Linked DNA regions of Mus musculus: region 1 is linked to region 2. The links are chromatin contacts, found by POLR2A ChIA-PET in ENCODE. All regions are on one chromosome and are shown on one strand. Each heading gives the region's core, a stretch centred on a gene start or an enhancer-like site at or near the end of the contact. The rest is flanking DNA. Distances are from core to core; before and after follow the strand shown. Region 1 holds the start of Atg16l1 (autophagy related 16-like 1 (S. cerevisiae)). Region 2 overlaps Atg16l1 (autophagy related 16-like 1 (S. cerevisiae)).

The links. ChIA-PET counts read pairs that join two places held with the same protein, here RNA polymerase II (POLR2A).
Region 1: POLR2A ChIA-PET joins it to region 2 with 11 read pairs in Patski. The contact joins the promoter of Atg16l1 here to the enhancer-like site in region 2. POLR2A ChIA-PET finds 5 or more read pairs at or near these places in 4 of 5 experiments (Patski and embryonic stem cell).

Annotation. Positions count from the first base shown.
Region 1 is chr1:87,753,902-87,757,523 of GRCm38, forward strand. It overlaps Atg16l1 (autophagy related 16-like 1 (S. cerevisiae)), which reads left to right and starts at 2,110. Exons shown (of 18, transcript NM_029846.4): 1 at 2,110-2,413. The coding sequence starts at 2,299. Gm33517 (predicted gene, 33517) reads right to left here and starts at 1,845. Exons shown (of 4, transcript NR_157047.1): 1 at 1,424-1,845.
Region 2 is chr1:87,790,528-87,794,389 of GRCm38, forward strand. Atg16l1 (autophagy related 16-like 1 (S. cerevisiae)) reads left to right here. Exons shown (of 18, transcript NM_029846.4): 17 at 59-160; 18 at 689-1,901. The coding sequence ends at 782. Among named protein-coding and RNA genes, the nearest start is that of Sag, 11 kb to the right of the region's middle. Within about 2 kb of position 2,533, at least 1 of the 3 ENCODE cell types and tissues checked has a DNase peak (open chromatin) inside an H3K27ac peak, as active enhancers do.

The sequences.
Region 1 (3,622 bases), core at 860-3,359, 37 kb before region 2:
AATACCGAATGGCTGAGAAGCACCTGAAAAAAAGTTCAACATCCTTAATCATCAGGGAAATGCAAATCAAAACATCCCTGAGATTCCACCTCACACCAGTCAGAATGGCTAAGATCAAAAATTCAGGTGACAGCAGATGCTGGGGAGGATGTGAAGAAAGAGGAACATTCCTCCATTGCTGGTGGGATTGCAAGCTTGTACAACCACTCTGGAAGTCAGTCTGGCGGTTCCTCAGAAAATTGGACATAATACTACCAGAAGATCCAGCAATACCTCTCCTGGGCATATACCCAGAAGATGTTCCAACTGGTAATAAGAACACATGCTCCACTATGTTCATAGCAGCCTTATTTATAATAGCCAGAAGCTGGAAAGAACCCAGATGTCCCTCAACAGAGGAATGTATACAGAAAATGTGATAATTTACACAATGGAGTACTACTCAGCTATTAAAAACAATGAATTTATGAAATTCTTGGATAAATGGATGTATCTGGAGGATATCATCCTGAGTGAAGTAACCCAATCACTATAGAACACACATGATATGCACTCACTGATAAGGGGATATTAGCCCAGAAACTTAGAATACCCAAGATACAATTTGCAAAACACAAGAAAATCAAGAAGAGGGAAGACCAACAGGTGGATACTTCATTCCTCCTTAAAATAGGGAACAAAATATCCATGAAAGGAGTTACAGAGACAAAGTTTGGAGCTAAAAGGATGGACTATCCAGAGACTACCCCACCTGGGGATCCATCCCATAATCAGCCACCAAACTCAGACACTATTGCACACACTAGCAAGATTTTGCTGAAGGGACCTTGGTATAACTGTCTTCCTGGCAAATACAGAAGTGGATGCTCACAGTCATCTATAAGATGGATCACAGGGCCCCCAGTGGAGAAGCTAGAGAGAGCATACAAGGAGCTGAAGGGGTTTGCAACCCTATAGGTGGAACAACAATATGAACTAACCAGTACCCCCAGAGTTTGTATCTCTAGCTGCATATGTAGCAGAAGATGGCCTAGTCGGCCATCACTGGGAAGAGAGGCCCCTTGGTATTGCAAACTTTATTTGCCCCAATTCAGGGGAATGCCAGGGCCAAGAAGTGGGAGTGGGTGGGTATGGGAGCAGGGCGGGGGGAGGGTATAGGGAACTTTCCGGATAGCATTTGAAATGTATATAAAGAAAAATTGTGAATCTCAAAAAAAAAAAAAAAGTGATAATAATACTACCCAAGGCTCCACGGCGAGTGTGTGTGTGTGAGTATGTGTGTGTATGAGTTTACAGTCTGCATTCCTCCAGCCTCAACCTGTGGGCTTTTCTGGAAAACCAGAAGTACCCTAAAAGGTTGAACCAATCTTCCTTGTTTTGAGAGAGAAATGGGTGGCCTTACTCCATGAATTATGCTACTCACCTCCTTTTCATTAAGAAAAAAAAATAAATCCCCAACAAAGATATCTTTTAAAAAAAAATCCACTCCTCTCTTTGGCGTGTTTACTTTGCTAAATTTCTCTTTAAACTGTGTCTCTCAATTGATTCATATCCTTTGAGAGCGTAGTAACCAAAAGACCAAAAAGATGGTTTGAGTCTAGGTGTTTGAGATCAGCCTTGAAGGCACACACAGGCATGAGCTAAAATTCAGTTTGCGTAGGTCTTGGAGGGACGCAGTTGTCTATGTGAAGACAGTTTTGCCATGCAGCAGAGAGAAATTACATTTCACGGCTTTTCACCTTCCGGTTAAATACCATTACTACCCCCATTTTACAGGTTAGGCACCTAATACTTAGGGAGGTTGTCACTCAACGACAATCATTCACTATACACAGGGGAGCTCCCACTTCTGAGCTGAAATTAAAAAAAAAAAAAAAAAAAAAAAAAAAAAGATGCACACACAATGTAAAAGGAGGAAGGAAACAGACACCCCCGGACAAAACCACCCCATTTCCTGTCTTCTTCCGCGAAGCCAGGGTGCCTCCCAGCGGCTGCCTCTCATCACCGACGCTTCCGGCTTCAAGGTTGCGTCATTTGAGAGCGTCCCGCGAAGTCTCGGCCGGGAGCTTGCGCGCGGCCTAGGACGTCGGGCTACGAGGCGGGCCTTCCGGCCTTCTCCAGAATAATTTCCGGCAGAGACCGGAAAATCTTCCCGGATCGCCTCCGGGTGCCCTGTGTGGGAAGGTGAGGTTCCGGCGGCCGGCTTCTGTTCGCTGGCGGCTGGCAGCACGCTGCAGCCTGCAGCCCCCCAGTGTCGGCACGGATCGGCCGCCCTGAGGCGCCGGGGCAGCGTTCGGCATGTCGTCGGGCCTGCGCGCCGCAGACTTTCCCCGCTGGAAGCGTCACATCGCGGAGGAACTGAGGCGCCGGGACCGACTGCAGAGGCAGGCGTTCGAGGAGATCATTCTGCAGTGTGAGCGGCACGCGCGGGCCCGGGGCGGGGAGTGGAACGCGCCGTGGCAGCGAGAACCCCGGCTCCGCCCGCGCGCATGGCGGCCTCGTCGGGGACCTGGCGTCCCGCACGTCTCGAGCCCTTTCGTTGCTTACCTTCCTTCTTTGGCTTAAACCTTAGGCGCGATCATGGAGGGTTCCCCTTTTCCAGGTTCTTTCCACAGACATCGTTTGCAGTTGTAAATCTCGATAACCCAGGCGGCGCCGATGCACTTAGGTAGTCAGGCTCCAAAAACGTCGTGTTTAAGGAATCGAGTTCAAGACAGAGATTGACTTTACGCATTAACTCGAGAGATGGACGTTCTCTTCGGAATGCTGTGGAACTAGTGGTTTTTGACTTCTCAGGCCTCTCCATATTGTTGGTACACATTTGAGTTTTAGGATTTGTCCACTGGGTCATTTGCTATTATTGAAAGCCTTAAGTGAGAAAAAAAGAGTGGTCTCTTCGCCGCTCTTTGCGAATTTTAAGGATCGAAAGTATCTTGTATTCTTAAGGCGGGTTCTCAACGATCATTTTCGTGCCTCGTGTTCCCAATTTAGCCAATCTGTTTCACATTTGAACGAATGCGTTGACACTCCTCGATCCTGAGGTTCCATCTGCTTCCTGAGATAGCCTGGGCATAGTCTTCCTAAGTTTTTGCGGGTAGTGGGATTTGAAATCGTAGTACTGCTATTTGCATTCTGATGGGGATAAATCAGTAGTTATTTACACGTTAGAATCATCTGGGGATGTACTTGACAATCAAAAACACTCCAGACTAATTAAGTCAGTATAAATGACAGAAGATAAAATAGTCCCATACTTTTTTTATGCTTCCTGAGTGGTTCGATTTGCACACACGTTTGAGCATTTTAAGTAATTGGCATGTATTGTTTCATGTTAAATTTTTATGAAGCACCAAGGCCAACGATGATGAAGTTGCAGTATGGGTTAATGTTGGGGCTGAGGTTAGACATTGGTTTTAAGACACTTGTGCATTTGCCTTTGTTGGCTCTCCTGAGGAATGGCTCTTTCTCAGCACTTAGCCCTTTAAAAGGAGAGCAGGAAAGGGACGCTGTCTCTGGTGTGTTGCTTCCTTGCACTCTGGGAGAGCAATGGCTATTAATGTAGCCCAGGAATCTGTTTACACGTTTTATGGGTTCCGTTCTTGTTTCTCTTTAAAAGATAATG
Region 2 (3,862 bases), core at 1,283-3,782:
GAAGTGGTCATGCGAGGCTAAAAGTTTATAGCTTTTGCCCTCTTACTGTCTCCTCCAGCCCTGATGGCAGTTACGTGGCAGCAGGCTCAGCCGAGGGTTCTCTTTATGTCTGGAGTGTGCTGACAGGGAAAGTGGAGAAGGTTCTTTCAAAACAGCACAGGTAAGATGAGCTCCTCCAGGGCATGTACTCAGGCCTACGTCTAAAGCAGAGCCTGTGAGCTCATCCCAGGGCTTATGCAGTCTTTGGTTGGGCGCGAACCTCAGTGGGCTCCTGGAAAGCAGTCCCCCTTCCTATTTCCAGGACTGATTGACTAAAATTAGTGGGGCCAGGCTTCACCACTCCACAGTGACTGAGGTGCCACAGGTAGAGCCATCAATCGGTGGCCACTGGGGAAAACCTCAGGGCCCTGGCTTCCTGTGGATTGGCAAGCTCTGCTCATGACCTGGCAGTTGTTCTGCTCTACGGAGCTGAGTGTTCTCTTTCTGCTTCCCTAAGGGCTACTCTTGGGGTGAACCAGATAAGGCCTGGTTGCTAATGGAGATGTCACCTGTCTAGTTCAGTGCTGTTACTGGGACACAGTGCAGCTTTCATAGCATACGCCCCTGCTGTGGGAGGGTGTGCCTGTATTTTGCACGTGCATGGGTCTGGTGTCTTGCTGACTGAAGTCTCTTCTAATTGGTCCTTAAGCTCTTCTATCAATGCGGTGGCGTGGGCCCCCTCGGGCTTACATGTTGTCAGTGTGGACAAAGGAAGCAGAGCTGTGCTGTGGGCACAGCCTTGATGCTGCACCCTTAGGAGCACCGTGGGACCCCACGGCCCATCTTGGAGAATGATGTGTCCTCCCAGAAAAGAGCTGAAGCCATGTGGTGCCGTAGCTTTCTTGAGAACTTTGACTTAAGGTCTCTAATGGCTGAGAAGAACCAACACTGAACCAAACTGACTCTGCAAGTCCCTAGCAGAGGTTCAGATTTTTGTCTGCATTTGGGTGGGAAACACTACTAACTCTGACCTTCCATACCTCATGGGGAGTACAGGGTCCCTGCTGGGTCTCCCCACTGGACACAGTGCCAAGGACAACCCCACACACCGGGTATTGGGTCCCCTGTGCTCTTCCCATCTTTCCAAAGTCTGTTGTAGCCTGATGCTCGCCCCCTTTCTGTGGAGTCACTTACCCAGGGGGCTCACTGTAGGCACTGGGTCAGTGGAAACCAAATCCGGGCCTGTCCTCCTGTGACAAAGGATGGGTGGAGCTGTTTTCAGGGCTGGTGGTATGTCTGGTCTCACTGCTGAAACCTGCATCTTCAGCTGGCCCTCAGAACCCTGAACTCCCTTCCTGCCAACACTTGCACATAGCTTTGTGTGTGTGTGAGGAAAGGACTGTGCCAACCTTTCCCTGTCTGGTAGAATTTGCAGCAGAGGTGAGAAACACATCTTTACCCTGCATCACTGCACGTGCACAGCAGGTGGCCGAGCACTCACCTGGAGCAGAGAGTGGTGAGGCCAGCCACTGCCTGTGCGTGCAGTGCAGTGTTGGTAAGAGAAGCCTACCTAGGAGCTGGTGATGATGAAGGCTGGGCTGGGAAAGCATTCTCTGTCCTGCTCGCCCGTGCACATGGTCTGAGCGCCACGTTTGTCTGTCACACTTACTTTGCACTTTATTTTTTGCTTCCACACTGTTCTCTGGACAGCAGGGACAACATGAGTGCTGGAGCTCGGGAAGAGGGACAGCAGTTCTGCCTGCCCTGCCCGAAACCCACCTGTTGCTTTGCTCCCAGAGAGTTTGTGGCGTTGGAAGTTGAGATTCGCTGGCCAGGGCACATCTTTTATTTATTTAATTATGTGTCCCAACAGAACTTGATTGTAAATAAAGAAGAAATTCTGTTATATACTTTTCAAACTCCTTGCGTCTTGATTGTCTTTTCTGTCACATCCTTAAGTAAGGGGGAAAGGAACTGGTTTTTCTGATACTTATTCCTTTTTTTGGAGATAAGATCTTGCTTTGTGTGAAGCTTGGACCAGCTTACCCTCAACCCTGTTGCTGCCCAATGGATGGTATAACAAGGCTACACAACCTTGCCCTGGGAAGGTTGCCCAACCTTTGGCTGGGAAACAAGATTGCCATGATTCAAGGCATACAGAACACCCCATCGTGTCTGTTTCCCTAACTGGGGTTTTGTGAATCTCAGTGCTGAAGCATGGCGTTTACACTCTGCCTGTGTGGGAGGCACTAAGGTGAGAAGCAATGACATGCTACATTGTACTTAGCCTTGTTTTTATGGAAACCACATTTTAGCTTCTGTAAGATAACCCAAGTAGTAATACTTGGGTTTTAGTTCTCAAAGTAGGCTGTCTGAATTATATTTTATTTTAAAAATGGGAAGTTGTTTCAAGCTGAGCTCTGGCCAGCTTCATGACTCAGATGGGCATGTTTATGCTAACCCTGTCCCTTGACACTCTGCCACTCCAGGTCCATATGGGGGGCATGCAAAGTGAGTCATCCATGACGTTATCTGTATCCTATTTCAGTGAGTGTCAAACAGTACCTCAATTTTCATTCATTAACATAAATCTCAGACGAAATGAAGGATCCCTAAACTTGAATGGGTTGCTGTGGAAGTGCCTGAGTGTGTGCCAGCGAGAGATCACACCGATCCATTCTTGGCTCCCTCCCCTGAGCAGACCACTGGCTGCTGTGATCTCAGTTCCCGCTTTCATCGCATTCTTTGCTGGTGTCTGTCTCTACCTCTGAGTCTGTCTCTACCTCTGAGCTGCTCCTGAGCTGTTCATTAGGGGTGCTTTCCCAGTTTACTTGGCACACCCATGCCCTGCAGCACCTCCACTGGCATCCTTGGCTGTTTAATGATCCGTTTGCTTAGATCAGGATCTGTTTAGCTTTTGCTACATACGAAACTACCTTAAAATACAGCGGCTCAGTGCAGCCACTATGGGAATCAGTGTAGAACCTTCTCATAAATCTTAAGATCAGAACTATCATGTGACCCAGCCAGAGGACTCCTAGGGACTCCCGGGACTGCAGAGGCACTTGCACATTCATGTTTATCACCATTCTTAACAATAGCGAAGATGTGAATCAGCCTAGATCTCCATCAAGACAGGAACGGATGATGAAAACATACACACACAGAGACACACAGACATACACGGAATTTTTTTTGAACCATAAACATGAAATTTGCGGGGGATTTGGATGGAGTTAGAAGGCGAGGTAACCCAGGATAGAAAGCAGATCTGAGCTTCTAATTGTTATGTGTATGTCAGTGGAAGTAAGTGTGGGTGAAAAGTCCAGAAACTAGAACGGCCTTAGGTGTTTAAAGGAATGGGTGGGAAGATGACGGAACACATGAGGGCTAAAGTAGGTCAGCTCCTAGGGATGGAAGGGGAAGGGAGGGAACACCCAAAATAAAATGCTTAAGATGAAGGAAGAAACCTGTAAGCTGACTTTAAAAACATGGTAAAACAACATTCCCTGACTACTGTCTGTAGGACATCTGTGTTACACTACACGTGTGGAGGTCAGAGGAAAACTTGCAGGAATTGGTTCTGCCACATGGGTCCTGGGATAAGAGTTGGGTCATCAGGCCTGATAGGAAACAGCTTACCCACTAAGCCATCTTGTTTACCTAAGATCTTAAAACACTGTTACTGAATCATATGGGGATAAATGGTTAGAGGGCGGGGGCTCAGCGGTTAAGAGCACTGACTGTTCTTTCAAAGGTCCTAAGTTCAAATCCCAGCCACCACATGGTGGCTCACAACCATCTGTAATGTGATCTGTTGCCCTCTTCTGGTGTGTCTGAAGACAGCTACAGTGTACTTACATATAATAAATAAATCTTTTAA